Regions from separate parts of the Homo sapiens genome. Here region 1 is linked to region 2. A link is a loop called in an ENCODE intact Hi-C map of the cell type or tissue named here. Cell type or tissue: heart left ventricle. All regions are shown on one strand. Links, peaks and the distances in the headings refer to the core of each region. The heading gives the core; the rest is flanking DNA. Region 1 holds the start of LOC107985573 (a long non-coding RNA gene). Region 2 has its middle 9.9 kb from the start of IL17RA.

Region 1 (8,328 bases), core at 13-8,012, 130 kb after region 2:
AATTAGCCGGGTGTGGTGGCACATGCCTGTATTCCCAGCTACTCGGGAGGCTGAGGCAGGAGAATCGCTTGAACCCGGGAGGCGGAGGTTGCGGTGAGCCAAGATTGCACCATTGCACTCCAGTCTGGGCAACAAGAACGAAACTCCGTCTCAAAAAAAAAAAAAACAAAAAAATTGAGAAACTCAGTACCCCTGCATAATTAGTGGGGCTGGAGGCCGACCACATTTCAGAATTTTGCTTGCCCTGAGTTGTCTCCTGTCATCAGGAGGCCCCTGCCCCCTCCTGTAGAAAGGTGACAGTCACTAGAGTGACATCTCAGCCCTGGCGGCACATTGGCATCACTCAAGGAGAGGAAAAATGCCTGTGTCCCACCCCAGAGCAACCAAATCAGAATCTGTGGGGTAGAAGCTTGGTGTTTGTAATCTCCCAGGTGGTGCTAGGGTGCGATATACAGCTGGGCTGAAGATCTGCCACTGTTCCAATCGACAGACAAGTAAATAGCACAATGACAGCATAGTCGGATGAGTCCTGTCAAAAAGGGAGCAGTTAAGAGGGTGCGTGTTCTCGTAAAGCGACACCAGCAACATGACACAGGGTTCGCTTCATTCAGCAAGGAGCCAAATGGAATTTTGAATGAAAGGTCTGCTAAGAATCCAGGCAAAAGCATGGGGGCTGGGGAGCGCGGGTACAGGGAGCACTAGAAATGCTTACTGTATGAACGACAACGTCTTAGAAAACGTCTGGGAACGACTGTCACAGGTTCTCTGCCACCGACGTGTCTCCCATAAGCTCTCCCCTCCATAAGTGCCAGCAGGGCCATCCCCTGTGGATAACCCTCCGGGGTCTTGGAAGAGCCCCATGCTAAAGACTCAGGGGACCCAGTCTGGGCCTCAGACTCTGCCGTGGGGGAAGGGGCCGGAGCCCAGGAGATAAGACCCGCCTAGCGACCGTTGCTACCGGCGAGCAGCCTTTGTTACTGAGCATTAGGAACACAATGGGAGGCTCAGCGGCCAGGATAGTCCGTCCACAGCAGCCCAGGCCGGAATTAGCCTGCGACCAGGCAGGGGGAGGCGAGGGGGCTCAGCAAAAGGATTCTAGTGAAGACTGTTTTTAGTTGTTAATGTGTTGGTGGCCCCCCAACTCTGGCTAATGGGGGGCATTAAGACCTAGACTCTCCGTGGCAAAAGCCTTTGTTCCAGGGTCAGACCCGAACAAATGGGCACATCCCCTCCCCCTCCCCCTCCACCAGAATCCCAAATCCTAGCAGCCCAGCACCTTCTCCAAAGGTTGGCTGGGGGACGGGCGGAGACGGGCAGAGTGAGGACAGAGGACTGGAGCTGGGCAGGCCCCCAAGTCTCTCCACCTCCGGCTCTGGAAGGAGAAAATGGCCACCTGCAGAACAAGGGGGAAGATGGAACAGGAAGCCAGTGCTCTGGCCCTTCTCTTCCTCCCTCCGATCCAACCGCTCAGCAACTTCTCCCACATGCCTCCCCACCAGGCTCAAGATGAAAGCCTCTGTCTCAGCGTCTCCTCCCTCCCCTCCTCTATCCTCTTCCCCTCCACCCACGAAGATCCCAGGGTTCTGCGAGGGTCGGAGTTCCCTATGCACTCCCACACCAAGACAGTTGTCAGGATTTGCCCAACAGGAAGTTCTCCCCTACCAGAGCCCAGTTCCATTCCAGGGAATCCATCTCCCCTCCGGAAAAAGGAAAATTGAAGCCAGATGCTCTCTGGGATCGCCATTTGAGGTGGGCGTGGCTATTAGGACGCTCAGAGAGCCCAGCGCGGTGAGGAAAGCGACGAACTTAGGAGCCCTGGTCTGGGTCCAGCCACCCCTTACTACCTATTTGACCTTCATCAAGCTCTTTGACCTTTCCAGGCTTTAGTTTCGACATCAATAAGATGAATTAATAGCTGGGCATGGCTCGCGTCTGTAATCCTAGTACTTTGGGAGGCCGACGTGGGTGTATTTGCCTGAGCTCAGGAGTTCCAGACCAGCCTGGGCAATATGGTAAAACCCCATCTCGCCAGGCGCGGTGGCTCACGCCTGTAATCCCAGCACTTTGGGATGCCAAGGTGGGTGGATCACTTGAGGTCGTGAGTTCGAAACCAGCCTGGCCAATATGGTGAAATCTCATCTCTTCTAAAAATACAAAAATTAGCTGAGTGCGGTGGTGTACACCTGTAATCCCAGCTACTCGGGAGGCTGAGGCAGGAGAATCACTTGAATCCGGGAGGCGGAGGTTACAATGCGCCAAGATCACGCCACTTTACTCCAGCCTGGGCAACACAGAATGTCTCAAAAACAACAAACAAACAAACACAAGAATCACCTGCTCTGGGAAGTGCAGTTTCTTCCAGCCTACCTAGGCCAGGAGCAAAGTCAGCTCATCAATTTTTGCCAGCGCCTCCCTTTTCAGAAATTCTTTTCTCAATAAAAGATGAGACCCTCTCTTTTCTTTTAAAAGGATGATTTGTGTCCTGTGTCTTGTCTGTCTGCTCTGTCCACAAAACTGATGAAAGCTCCACTGCAAGGCAAAGTTAATGTTCCCCTCCCACTTCTCAAGAACTCAGAAATGGAAATATAACTCTGCACTCAGAGAGTTAAAATAGAAAACAAGCAACAGATCCAAGTGGAGACATGCAGATCACACAAGAGATCGGACTCTCCAGGATCCAGCCTTGCCGCTAAACTCACCAAGGGTATTAACATATCTAAGGAAAAGGCCGGGCATGGTGGCTCGTAATCTTTGGGAGGCCGAGGTGGGTGGATCACCTGAGGTCAGGAGTGCAAGACCAGCCTAGCCAACATGGTAAAACCCTGTCTCTACTAATAATACAAAAATTAGCTGGGTGTGGTGGTGCACGCCTGTAATCCCAGCTATTCCAGAGGCTGAGGCAGGAGGTTCCCTTGAACCCAGGAGGCGGAGGTTGCAGTAAACCAAGATGGTGCCATTGCACTCCAGCCTGGGCAACAAGAGCGAAACTCTGCCTCAAAAAAAAAAAAAACATATCTAAGGAAAAAGGTGGGTCAGTCCAGGATGCCAAGCAAAGGGAGAGTTGAGACCCACAAACTGGAATAACTTGAATAACGAGTGGATCAGCTGAGGTCAGGAGTTCAAGACTAACCTGGCCAACATGGTGAAACCCCATTTACTGAAAATACAAAAAATTAGCCAGGCATGGTGGTGTGCATCTGTAGTCCCAGCTACTCGGGAGGCTGAGGCACGAGAATCGCTTGAACCTGGGAGGTGGAGGTTGCAGTGAGGCAAGATCATACCACTACACTCCAGCCTGGGCGACAGAAATTCTGTCAAAAAAAAAAAAGAAGAAGAAGAAAGAAAAGAAAAGAGGAGAATTTCCTGATGAAGCATAAGTGTCTGGTCCGAATGATAACAGCATTCTGACTTTCTTGTTTACACATCTATCCCTTATGAATTTGTTCAGTGTGTATTGATCCTGCGGAGTCCTATCACTTCTGGGTCTACAAACAGTAAACTTCGGAGCGTATAAAAGCCTACAGAATATGCTAACAAAACTAAAATACTGCCACCATGTGGGCCTTTCCACAAGCTTAACTGTCAGTCCCCAAGGCATTTGTGTATCCGATCAATATGTAAATGAACGAGCAGACTCTCTTGGATACAATGTGGAGAAGACTCTACCAAAGGTCACTTTCCCCAAGCCACTGATAACCTTTAACCAGCTCAAACCCGTCTGAGCTCACCACATAAAACACCCAAGGATCCTGCCCACTCCCACAATACCCCATCTCCCTCAGCCCAACAAAAACATCCTCAGGAAAGTTCTCTCCAATAAACTCACTGAAATAAAACTCTAGCAGTATTTGAGCACCTAGGGCTGCTCTCCTCGAAAGATCCCTCCCCTACCAACACGGAGCCTGGTGTCAGTCCATCTCAGAGTACCTAACCTCAGTTATCCTTTGCTTCTGGCCAAAATGCAAGACCCAAAAATCAGATTTTTTTGATGATGCTCCCTTCTTTTGGACTCTTTCTACTCCTTTCCATTTCACTCTCTCCAAACTTCCTTCCTTAAAATCAAATTTTTTTTTCTTTTTTCTTTTTTTTTTTTTTTTTTTTTTGAGACGGAGTCTCGCTCTGTCATCCAGGCTGAAGAGCAATGGCGGTATCTCTGCTCACTGCAAGCTCCTCCCCCTGGGTTCAAGTGATTCTCCCGCCTCAGCCTCCCGAGTAGCTGATTACAGGTGCGCACCACCATGCCAGCTAATTTTTTTTTTTTTTGAGACAGTCTCACTCTGTCACTCAGGCTAGAGTGCAATGACACAATCTCTGCTCACTGCAACCTCCACCTCCCAGGTTCAAGCAATTCTCCTGCCTCAGCCTCCCAAGTAGCTAGAAGTACAGGCATGCGCCATCGCGCCCAGCTAATTTTTGTATTTTTAGTAGAGACAGGGTTTCACCATGTTGGCCAGGATGGTCTCGATCTCGACCTCGTGATCCGCCTGCCTCAGCCTCCCGAGTGCTGAGATTACAGGCATGAGCCACCTCGCCCGGCCAACAGCTAATTTTTGTATTTTTAGTAGAGATGGAATTTCGCCATGTTGACCAGGCTGGTTTCAAACTCCTGGCCTCAAGTGATCCACCAGCCTTAGCCTCCCAAAGTGCTGGGATTATAGGCATGAGCCAATGCACCTGGCCTCCCCTCTCTTTTTAACCTCTCCACACTTCTTCCTTCTGTGTGCAAAACAAGTCTCTCCATCCTAAAAAGAAACCTGTGGCCCCTGTGGTTCCCTCCAGCTATCTCGATGTTCTTTTTCTCAAATCACACTCAGAGCCTTTAATCAGCCAAACCTGGCTCCAATTCATCACCTGTATTTCATTTTTCTTTCTCTTTTCCTTTCTTTCTTTTTTTTTTTGTGTGTGTGTGTTTTTTGAGACAACATCTAACTCTGTCACCCAGGCTGGAGTGCAGTGGTGCGATCTTGGCTCAGTGCAATCTCTGCTTCCCAGGTTCAAGTGTTCTCCTGCCTCAGCCTCCCGAGTAGCTGGGACTACAGGCTCATGCCCGGCTAATTTTTTGTATTTTTAGTAGAGACAGTGTTTCACCATATTGGCCAGGCTGGTCTCAAACTCTTGACCTTGTGATCTGCCTGCCTCGGCCTCCCAAAGTGCTGGGATTACAGGTGTGAGCCACCATGCCCGGCCGTCTATTTCATTTTTCTACTCCCAGAAATGGGGTTTCTCTTCTCAGCATGTTACTGAAACTGCTCAAAGGTGACCTTGTAATTTCCAAATCCCATGGACGATTATGCATCTGCATGTCTCTTGCCCTCACCCTGCCATGTGGCTCCTTTTATTTTTCAAACCCCTTGTTTTGGCCCCTAAGATGGCTCTATCCCAATTCTCCTTCTCAGCTTATGTCACGAGGCCCTGAGTATCATGGCAGAGGGGAGAACGGGGAACCATGAGAAACAGGGGGGCAAAGGGCAGCACGGAATGTGTTCCCAGTTTTGCTGGAGGCTGCCCAGTCCATTTCAGGTTTCCTTGCTCATGTTGGCCCCTGGAAAGGCACATGATCCCTTGCACCAGAGACCTGAGTGGTCAATTCATGAGCATTCAGTCTTCTACCAGCTAAGATCTGAGTCAGGCCAGAGCAAAGGAGGTGGGAGGAACAGAGAGGAGAGCTGGGCTCACCGGCAGCAGCCTGGCTCTGATCTCCATGTAGAGCACGTTGTCCTCGTAGAACTCCTGCATGCTCCGGAAGACATAGTCTCTGAACACTGGTGCGTAATGGATGAGACCAGAGATGGTGAAGAAGATGGTTTCAAATTTCGACCAGACAACATTTTGGTTTGTGTAAATCACCTCCGGGTGCTGGGTCACCAGAGTGAAATTCCTCAGCAAGCTGTCCAAGACACGAAGTGGGGAGTGGCAGAGGCATGATCCAGGACACTGCCCCCGGGCGCCCATAGGACTGCTACCCACCTTGCATATCCCAGCTAGCAGCTCACAGGATTCACCCTAGAGTGGAGATAAGGAAGGGGCAAAGGGGAGCATTCCCACGCTCACGATATAAGCATGGGTCCTGTGGCCAGGCAGCCCACTGCCTGCTTAAACCCAAACCCCAAACGCAGGAGACTGCTTAAGATGAGAGCTCACCAGTCAGTCTCTCCTGGCTCCTGTCCTCCCTCTGTATGCTTGGCCAGTCTGACCCCACTGTACTTTCTAGACCAAAAAGCTCTCTCTCTCTCTCTTTTTTTCTTCCTATACCCACTGACAGGAAACTAGACCAAGCTCTTTTTGGGGAATGTTATGGACTAACTTGTGTCCCCAAACCCCCAAATTCAAATATTGAAGCCCTAGCCCTCATTTGGAGAAGGGAATTTTAAAGAGATGATTAAGACTAAATGAGGTTGTAAGGATGGGGCTCTACCCTAATAAGATGGGTGTCCTTGTAAGAAGAGGAGGCCAGGCGTGGTGGCTCACGCCTGTAATCCCAACACTTTGGGAGGCCAAGATGGGTGGATCATTTGAGGTCAGGAGTTCGAGATCAGCCTGGCCAACATAGTGAAACCCCATCTCTACTAAAATACAAAAATCAGCCAGGCGTGGTGGTTTGTCCCTGTAATCCCAGTTACTAGGGAGGCAAGAGAATTGTTTGAACCCTGGAAGTGGAGGTTGTAGTGAGCTGAGATCGCACCACTGTACTCCAGCCTGGGCGACACAGCAAGACTCATCTCAAAAAAAAAAAAAGAAGAAGAAGAAGAGACCGCAGGAGTGCACATACAGAGGAAAGGCCATGTGAGTACACAGCCAGAGGCGCCTTCTGCACGCCAAGGACAGAGGTCTCAGGAGGAACCACCCCTGCCCTGGCACCTTGATCTTAGACTTCCAGCCTCCAGAACCATGAGAAAATCAATTCCTTCTTTTTTTTTTTTTTTTTTGAAACAGGGTCTCACTCTGTTGCCCAGGCTGGAGTGCAGTGTCACAATCACAGCTCGCTGCAGCCTCAATCTCCCAGGCTCAAGCAATCCTCTTATGTCAGCCCCCTGGGGTAGCTGAGACTATAGGTGTACACCACCACATCTGGTTAATTTTTTATTTTTTGTTGAGATGGGGATCTCACTATGTTGCCCAGACTGGTCTTTCTTTCTTTCTTTTTTTTTTTAAACAGAATCTTGCTCTGTCGCCCAGGCTGGAGTGCAGTAGCATGATCTCAGCTCTCTGCAACCTCCGCCTCCCAGGTTCAAGTGATTCTCCTGCCTTGGCCTCCCGAGTAGCTGGGATTACAGGTGGCTGCCAGCATGCACGGCTAATTTTTTTGTATTTTTAGTAGAGACAGGGTTTCACCATGTTGGCCTGGCTGGTTTTGAACTCCTGACCTCAAGTGATCCGCCCACCTCGGTCTCCCAAAGTGTTAGGATTACAAGCATGAGCCACCACACCCGGCCACCAGGCTGGTCTTGAACTCCTGGGTGCAAGTGATCCTCCCACCTCAGCCTCCCGAAGTGCTAGGATTACAGGCATGACCCAGTGTGCCCGGCTTGAGAAAATCAGTTCCTATTGTTTAAGCTCCCCAGCCTGTGGTATTCTGTTATGGCAGCTCGAGCAGGTTAATGAAGGGAGTGGAATGGAAATAACTCGAATCAGCACCCAGGTTTGTATCCCCAACTGGCCATTTACCAGCTGTGTGTCCTTGCATAAGCTAATTAACCTTGCTCAGCTTCACGTTTCTCATTTCATAAAGGGAAGTAACCTCAGGGGGGCACTCTGTAGACATTTCTGTGACCAAATTAATTGTCACTTATAATATTACTATACAATGCCAGGCACAATGGCTCGGCTCATGCCTGTAGTCCTAGCACTTTGGGAGGCCAAGGTGAGAGGACGGCTTGAGCCGCAGAGTTCAAGACCAGCCTGGGCAACACGGCAAAACCCCATCTCACAAAAAATACAAAAATTAGCTGGGCATGATGGTGCACACCTCTAGTGTGCTGACACAGGAGGATTGCTTCAGCTGACACAGGAGGCTGACACAGGAGGATTGCTTCAGCCTGGGAGGTTGAGTCTGAAGTGAGCCGAGATTGTGCCACTGCACTCCAGCCTAGATGATAGAATGAGACCCTGTCTTAAATAGTAATAATAATAATGATACTATACAAGTCTGTTAGGAAGTTGCTGCATCAGATTTTCAAGAAGATTTATCTTCCAGCTAGATTGTCATCACTTCAGAGCTAGGAACTTTTATTCTCTCTGGTTTTATTGAGCATCAGACAAATCTCATTTGCTACAGCAATAGTGTTGCTGACTAGGCATGGTCACTCATGCCTGTAATCTCAGCACTTT
Region 2 (8,328 bases), core at 54-8,053:
GTGAATTATTTTTTAACATGTTGTTGAAGTTCACTAGTATTTTGTTGAGAATTTTTGCATCTATGTTTATGCTTGATATTGGCCTGTGGTTTTCTTTTTTGTGTGTATTTATCTGGTTTTGGTATCAGAGTAATGCTGACTTTCTAGAATAAGTTTAGAAGTATTCCCTCCTCTTCAATTTTTTGAAGCACTTTCTTGAATATAATTAGTATTATTTCTTTTTTTTTTTTTTTGAGACAGAGTCTCACTCCATCGCCCAGGCTGGAGTGCAACGGCGCCATCTGGGCTCACTGCAACCTCCACCTCCTGGGTTCTAGGGATTCTCATGCCTCAGCCTCCTGAGTAGCTGGGACTACAGACATCCACCACCACACCCAGCTAATTTTTGCATTTTTAGTAGAGACAGGGTTTCAACATGGTGGCCAGGCTGGCCTTGAACTCCTGACCTGAAGTGATCCACTTGCCTCAGCCTCCCAAAATGCTGGGATTACAGGTGTGAGCCACTGTGCCTGGCAGGATATTATTTCTTCTTTAAATGTTTGGTAGAATTCAGCAGTGAAGCCATCAGGTTCTGGGCTTTATTAATTAATTAATTAATTAATTAATTAGACATAGTCTTGCTCTATCACCCAGGCTGGAGTGCAGTGGGGCAATCTCGGCTCACTGCAACCTCTGCCTCCCAGGTTCAAGTTATTCTTGTGCTCAGCCTCCTGAGTAGCTAGGATTACGGGCATGTGCCACCACGCCCAGCTAATTTTTATATTTTTAGTAGAGATAGGGTTTTGCTATTTGGCCATGCTTGTCTCGAACTCCTGTTCTCAAGTGATCTGCTTACCTCGGCCTCCCAAAGTGCTGGGATTACAGGCGTGAGTCCCCATGCTTACCTGGCTTTTCTTTGGTGAGAGAGTTTTTATTACTGCTTCGATCTCGGTACTCATTATTGATTTGTTGAAGTTTTCTATTTCTTCACGGTTCAATCTTTTTTTTTTTTTGAGATGGAGTCTCGCTCTGTCACCCAGGCTGGAGTGCAGTGGTGTGACCTTGGCTCACTGCAACCTCCGCCTCCTGGGTTCAAATGATTCTCCTGCCTTAGCCACCCGAGTAGCTGGGATTACAGGTGCCCACTACCAAGCTTGGCTAATTTTTGTATTTTTAGTAGAGGTGGGGTTTCATGATGTTGGCCAGGCTGGTCTCTAACTCCTGAACTCAAGTGATCCACCCACTTTGGCCTCCCAGAGTGCTGAGATTACAGGCATAAGCCACTGTGCCCAGCTGTCTTCATGGTTCAATCTTGATGCATTGTATATGTCCGGAAATGTATGCATTTCTTCTAGGTTTTTTAGTTTGTTGGTGTATAGTTGTTTATGTAGTTTCTAATGATTCTTTGTACTTCTATTGTCTCAGTTATGTCTCTTTTTTCATTTCTGATTTTATGTATTTGAATTTTTGCTCTTTTTTTCTTAGTTTAGCTAAAGGTTTATTTTGTTTATCTTTTCAAAAAGCCAACTTTTTGTTTCATTGATTATTTGTAATTTCTTTAGTCTCAATTTCATTTAGTTCCCTGATCTTTATTATTTCTTTCCTCCTAATTCTGGCTTTGGTTTGCTCTTGCTTTTCTAGTGCCTTGAGGTGCATCATTAGGTTGTTTATATGAAGTCTTTCTACCTTTTTTTTTCTTGATTTCACAGTGTTTGGAATCTACTTTTTTCTTATAGGCATTTATTGCTATAAACATCCCTCTTGTTACTGCTTCTGCTGTATCCCATAGATTTTGGCTTGTTGTATTTCCATTTCCATTTGTTTCAACTTTTTAAAATTTCCTTCTTAATTTCTTTATTGACCTATTGATTGTTCAAGAGCATGTTGTTTTGTTTCCATGTGTTGTGTATTGTCCAAGGCTCTATAGTGACCTTCTTTATCTCTTTTTACAGTCTTTTATTTGTAGTCTATTTTATCTGATATAAGAATAACTACTCCTGCTCTTTGTTGGCTTCCAGTTGCATGGAATGTCTTTTGCTATCCCTTCACTTTCAGTCTTGGTGTGTCTTTATAGGTGAGATGGGTTTGTTGTAGGCAGCATATAGTTGGGTCTTGTTTCTTTATCCTGTCAGCCAACCCATGGCTTTTAATTGGAGAATTGAGTCCATTTACATGCAGGGTTATTATTGATATTATTACTACTGCCATTTTGTTGCTTGTTTTCTGATCGTTTTGTAACTCCTTGCTTCCTTTCTTTCTTTCTTCCTATCTTTCTTTAGTCCTGTCTTTCTTTGAGGTTAAGTGATATTCTCTGGTAGTATGTTTTAACTCATTGCTTTTATTTTTAATGAATCTATTTCAGGTTTGTGCATTGTGATTACCATGAGGCTTACCAAAAACATTTTATAGATATAACAGGTTATTTTAAAGAGATAACAGCTTAAAGAAAATAAAAATGAACACGGAAAAAAGAGTTTAACTTTACAATTTAACTCCATCCCCCACATTCTGACTTTATGTTGTCTCAATGTATGTGTATTTCTATAATGTCCATCTCCTAACAGATTGCTGTAGGTATTGTTGTTTTTGATAGATTTGTCTTTTGGGCTGCATACTAGTTATGAGTAGATTGCACATTGAAATTATAGTATTAGAGTATTCTGGGTTTGTTCATGTACTTAATTTTACCAGCAGGTTTCATACCTTTACATATTTTCTTTTTGCATGTTAGTGTTTTTTTTTTCTTTCTTTCTGATTGAAGAATTCTCCTTAGCACTTCTTGTAACACAGGTCTGGTGGTAGTGAACTCTCATCTTTTGTTTGTCCAGAAGAGACTTTATGTCCTCTCCATATTTGAAGGGACACTTTTCCAATACAGTATTCTTAAATGGCAGTTTTTTTCTTTCAGCACTTTGAAAATGCCATCCCATTCCCTTCTGATCTGTATAGTTCCAATTGAGAAATCTGTTGCCAGACAAATTGGAGCTTTTTTATATGTTATTTGCTTCTTTTCTCTTGCTGCTTTTAGAATCCTTTCTTTACCCTTGACCATTGAGCATTTCGTTATTATATGCCTTTTGGTAGTCTTATTTGGGTTGAACCTGTTTGGTGTTCTCTGATCTTCTTGTATGTGGCTATTTGTCTCTTTCTCAAGTTTGGAAAGTTTTTTGAGTGTCCGTGTTTGATTTTGAATAAGCTTTCCACCCTTTGCTCTTGCTCAACTCCCTTTTGAACACCAAGAATTCTTAGATTTGGTCTTTTGAGGTAATTTTCTATATTTAGGAGACAATTTTTATTGCATTTTATTCTTTTTTTGTTTTTGCTCCTCTGTGTATTTTTTAGAAGCCTGTCTTTGAGCTTGCTGGTTTTTTCCCTCTGCTTGATTCATTTCGCTGGTTGAGAGCCTCTAATGATTTTTTTTTTTTTTTTCAGAGACAGAGTCTCACTCTGTCGCCCAGGCTAGAGTGCAGTGGCATGATCTTGACTCACTGCAACCTCCGCCTCCTGGGTTCAAGTAATACGTCTGCCTCAGCCTCCCGAGTAGCTGGGACTACAGGCGCATGCCACCATGCCCAGCTCATTTTTTGTATTTTAGTAGAGACGGGGTTTCACCATGTTGCCCAAGCTGGTCTCGAACTCCTGAGCTCAGGCACCTTGGCCTCCCAAAGTGCTGGGATTACAGGTGTGAGCGACCACGACTGGCCATGAATTTTTTAGTTGAGTGAATTTATTTCTCAGCTCCAAGATTTCTGTTTGATTATTCAAAATTTCAATCTCTGTATTAAATTTCTCTTGTAAATTTCTGAATTACTTTTGTATGTTATCTTGGATATCACTGAGTTTTCTCAAAACAGATATTTTGAATTCTTGGTCAGAGGTTCACAGATTGCTGACTCATTAAGGTCAGTCACTGGTTCCTCACTTTGTCCATTTGGAGTCATGATTCCTTCTTTGCTATTGTTTCCTGTGATGTGAGTCTATGTCTTTGCATTAAAGGATTTGTTATTTATTTCAATCTTCTCTGTCTGGCTTGTTTCAGTTTTTATTTGATATGTTTGCTTGGGGTTTTTATTTTTAATTTACCTGTTGGTTTTATTTATTTATTTATTTATTTTATTTTTCTTTTTTTCCAGCTAGGTCACTGCCTCCTTTTTGACACTAGATGGTGGCATAAGCCCAGGTTTGCCTTGGTTCTGGAAAGCAATTAGTGCCACCCGGCCTGGCGCTGTGGCTCATGCCTGTAATCCTAGCACTTTGGGAGGCTGAGGTGGGCGGATCACGAGGTCAAGGGATCAAGACCATCCTGGCCCACATGGTGAAACCCTGTCTCTACTGAAAATACAAAAATTAGCTGGGCGTGGTGACACGCGCCTGTAGTCCCAGCTACTCGGCAGGCTGAGGCAGGGGAATCGCTTGAACCCGGGAGGCAGAGGTTGCAGTGAGCCAAGATCGTGCCACTGCACTCCAGCCTGGTGACAGGGTGAGACTCCATCTCAAAACAAAAGAGTGCCACCCATCAGGATAAGGGAGGTCTCAAAGGGGACATTTCAGTAGTGTGGGAAGGATGGTTAGGGGTTGTGCCCAGGGGACCTGTGGAACAAACCTACCACATGGTGCTGCTTAACAGCCACGCTGATTTGCTGTCTCCTTTGGCCAAATTAGAGCAGAGTGTCCAGGGCTGGGGATGGTGGTCCTGCCTCCCTACTCTGTCTCTGGCTGTCCTCTGGGATATTTCTTATTCCAGGCACACTTTCTTTCTGTGCCTTTCTGTGGGTTGAGTTTCTGTGGGTTGAGTCAGGGACTCAACCTTTCTGTGGGTTGCTTTCTGTGGGTTGAGTCAGGGACAGGTTTCCTGCCAGTGAACCCACGATGATGGAGAAGCTGGCTGGCCATCTCGATCTCACTTTTTCCAGTGAAGAATGCATGAGTCAGCGAGTTTTCTGCACGCTTGGTGTGGGGCAGATTTGAGGGAGGGGCATGATGGATATAGAAGTCTGAGTCTCAGCCAGGCACAGTGGCTCACACCTGTAATCTCAGCACTTTGGGAGGCCGAGGCAGGCAGATCACCTGAGGTAAGGAGTTCAAGACCAGCCTGGCCAACATGGTGAAATCTGTCTCTACTAAAAATACAAAAATTACCCACGCGTGGTGGCGCACACTTGTAACCCCAGCTACTCAGGAAGCTGAGGCAGGAGAATTGCTTGAACCCGGGAAGTACAGGTTGCAGTGAGCCACTGCACTCCAACCTGGGCAATAGAGCGAGACCCCGTCTTTAAAAAAAATTTTCTTTAAGTCTGATTCTCTTGACAATGTCTCAAAGTTTTTTTCATATGTGGCCCCAGGAACTCTCATCTTCATATTTGAGTTCTGGAACATTGCTGGTGATGATCTTGGTGCTATGTGTTTCTTTTCAGTTTTCTGTTGGGGAAGTAAAGCCAGCTTGCTTCCGCAGCACCATTTTAGAACCCCTAGTAAAATTTTCGATTGAGAAATATTCTGCAAATGTTTTTATATTTTACCTCCTTTTCAGTGATCACCATTCTCTAGCCATGTGATTGACAAGGACTTTCTCATAGTTCTATACCCTTCACCACATCATTCACTCTTCCTCCCGTAACATTATTTCTAGTCAGTCACCTACAACCCTCTCCTCTGTTTCTTCAAATCTCAATGTACCTTTTCTTTTCTTTTCTTTTCTTTTTTCTGAGACGGAATCTCACTCTGTTACCCAGGCTGGAGTGCAGTGGTGTGATCTTGGCTCACTGAAACCTATGCCTCCTGGGTTCAAATGATTCTCCCGCTTCAGCCTCCCGAGTAACTAGGATTACAGGCACCCGCCACCACGCCCGGCTAATTTTTTTGAGATGAAGTCTTGCTGGGTCACCCAGGCTGGAGTGCAGTGGCGCGTTCTCAGCTCACTGCAACTTCTGCATCCCAGGTTCAAGCAATTTTCCTGCCTCAGCCTCCCGACTAGCTGGGATTGCAAGCGCCCGCCACCATGCCACGCGCTCAGCTAATTTTTGTATTTTTAGTAGAGACGGAATTTCATCATGTTGGCCAGGCTGGTCTCAAACTCCTGACTTCCTGATCCGCCCACTTTGGCCTCCCAAAATGCTGGGATTACAGGCGTGAGCCACCATGCCTGGCCAATTTTTACATTTTTAGTAGAGACAGAGTTTCACCATGTTGGCCAGGCTGGTCTCGAACTCCTGACCTCAAGTGATCTGCCCACCTCAGCCTCCCAAAGTGCTGGGATTGCAGGTGTGAGTCACCACACCCCACCAATGTACCTTTTCTTTAAAATATAAATTTAATTGCTATTCCTGCATGTAATTATTCTCAGTCTGGCTTCATGCAACAGGAAGACCCCCTAGCCTGAGAGCTAAAAACTTCTAACTTCTTTACCAAGCACACCATCTGGCTCTCTTTATCCTGGGCTCTGCCACTGACTACCTGTGTGGCATGAGTCACAAAATTTCTCTATCAGAGCCTCAGTGTTGTAGTTTGGTTGTGTAGTGGTGGTGGTTTGGTTTAGTTTTGTTAATGCCAAAACTATTTCAAAAATCTGATGAGACTTATGAACTCTCTTTCCAGAGAAAAGCACACTCACACAAACATTTTTCAAATTATTTCCAAGTGTTTACAAACTTCCTAGAGCCTATCTATGGACTTCAGTTTAACAATCCTTGGACTGGCCTCCCATCCTTTTAATTAAATAGCTCTCTCTGGCTCTAACTCTAATTCCTCTTAGAAATAAAAATAGAAAAGAAACAATTTCTATCTCTGCTAAGAGCTCACCTCTCAGAAAAATGGCGCTGACATCTCTCAGCCACATTCTGAAAATCAGGATTCTGGAAAGTCCTGTGTTCTAAGATAAGTGGTCTAGGCAGGCCGGGCGCGGTGGCTCACGCCTGTAATCCCAGCACTGTGGGAGGCCGAGGCGGGTGGATCAGGAGGTCAGGAGATCGAGACCATCTTGGCTAACACTGTGAAACCCCATCTCTACTAAAAATACAAAAATTAGCCAGGCATGATGGCGTGCGCCTGTAGTCCCAGCTACTCAGGAGGCTGAGGCAGGAGAATTGGTGTGAACAAACTGAGGGCCATTACTTTAATAACTTATTACAACTTGTTAACAGTTTGATTTATTAGCTTTTTCAGGTGTTGTATAGATGCTTAGAAATATTTTTGTATTAAATTTGTAAGTCTAGCAGTCAGCATTTGAAACTTTTAAGAGAAACATGCACATAAAATTTGCGATGTGGTTTGAAATGTCTTAGGAAATGTAATGAATCAAGTTTGAAGTAGTGTTAAGTGTTTAAGGAAGATTTAGTCTCTTACATTTATGAGTTAATAGCACATGAATTAAAGAACAAGTAAAAGTGATTGTTCTTATTTTATACCAATATTACCAGATTAATAAATGGACTGGAGCTGGGCATGGTGGCTCATGCCTGTAATCCCAGTACTTTGGGAAGCTGAGGTGGGAGGATCACTTGAGCCCAGGAGTTTGAGGTCAGCCTGGGCAACATAGTGAGACCCTGTCTCTACAAAAAAAATATAAAATTAGCCAGGCATGGTGGTGCACACCTGGAGTTCCAGCTACTGTGGAGGCTGAGGCTAGAGGATCACTTGAGCCCAGGAGGTTGAGGCTGCAGTGAGTCGTGATTGTGCCACTACACTCCAGCCTGCATAACAGAGCTAGAACCTGTTTCAAATAAATAAGTAAGCAACTAAATAAATAAATAAACTAGCAAGCTTTGTAAGTTGAATTTAAAAGCTTGAAGACTGGATATGGTGGCTAGTGCCTGTAATCCCAGGTATCCAGGAGGCTGAGGCAAGAGGGTAACTTGAGGTCATAGTTTGAGATCAGCTGACCGGCCTGGGCAACATAGTGAGACACTGTCTCTAAAAAAAAAAAAAAAAAAAACAAAGGCCGGGTGCGGTGGCTCACGCCTGTAATCCCAGCACTTTGGGAGGCCGAGGTGGGTGAATCATGAGATAAGGAGTTCAAGACCAGCCTGGCCAACATGGTGAAGCCCCCTCTCTACTAAAAATACAAAAAATTAGCCAGGCGTGGTGGGGGGCACCTGAATCCCAGCTACTCGGGAGACTGAGGCAGGAGAATCGCTTGAACCTGGGAGGTGGAGGTTGCAGTGAGCCAAGATCACGCCAGTGCACTCCAGCCTGGGCGACAGAGTGAAACTCCATCTCAAAAAAATAATAATAATAAATAATGCTTGAGAAGAACTACAATTTAAGTGTTGTAACTCAATGTAAGAATAAAAATAAAAGTTGTCATAAAAAAAATTTCTGAGGCCAGGCGTGAGAGGATCTCTTGACCCCAGG

Evidence for each region. Peaks named below come from ENCODE experiments on the same cell type or tissue, not always from the same donor. Only the 100,000 strongest peaks of a DNase experiment are listed, where the experiment ranks them.
Region 1: a loop joins it to region 2, with 4 times the contacts of the local background. A loop is called at or near these places in 13 of 110 quality-filtered maps.

Annotation. Positions count from the first base shown.
Region 1 is chr22:17,197,887-17,206,214 of GRCh38, forward strand. It overlaps ADA2 (adenosine deaminase 2), which reads right to left. Exons shown (of 10, transcript NM_001282225.2): 4 at 5,677-5,887. LOC107985573 (a long non-coding RNA gene) reads right to left here and starts at 903. Exons shown (of 2, transcript XR_001755419.2): 1 at 713-903; 2 at 175-529. RefSeq lists enhancers at 500-1,004, 1,005-1,508, 1,509-2,014, 4,293-4,793. In heart left ventricle, for the core only: a CTCF peak has its summit at 3,550 (motif pointing left); a DNase peak (open chromatin) is centred at 955; H3K4me3 peaks cover 1,584 bases; H3K27ac peaks cover 1,793 bases.
Region 2 is chr22:17,070,966-17,079,293 of GRCh38, forward strand. No RefSeq gene overlaps it. Among named protein-coding and RNA genes, the nearest start is that of IL17RA, 9.9 kb to the right of the region's middle. RefSeq lists a silencer at 4,148-4,207 and an enhancer at 5,368-5,537. In heart left ventricle, for the core only: a CTCF peak has its summit at 4,132 (motif pointing right); a DNase peak (open chromatin) is centred at 4,206.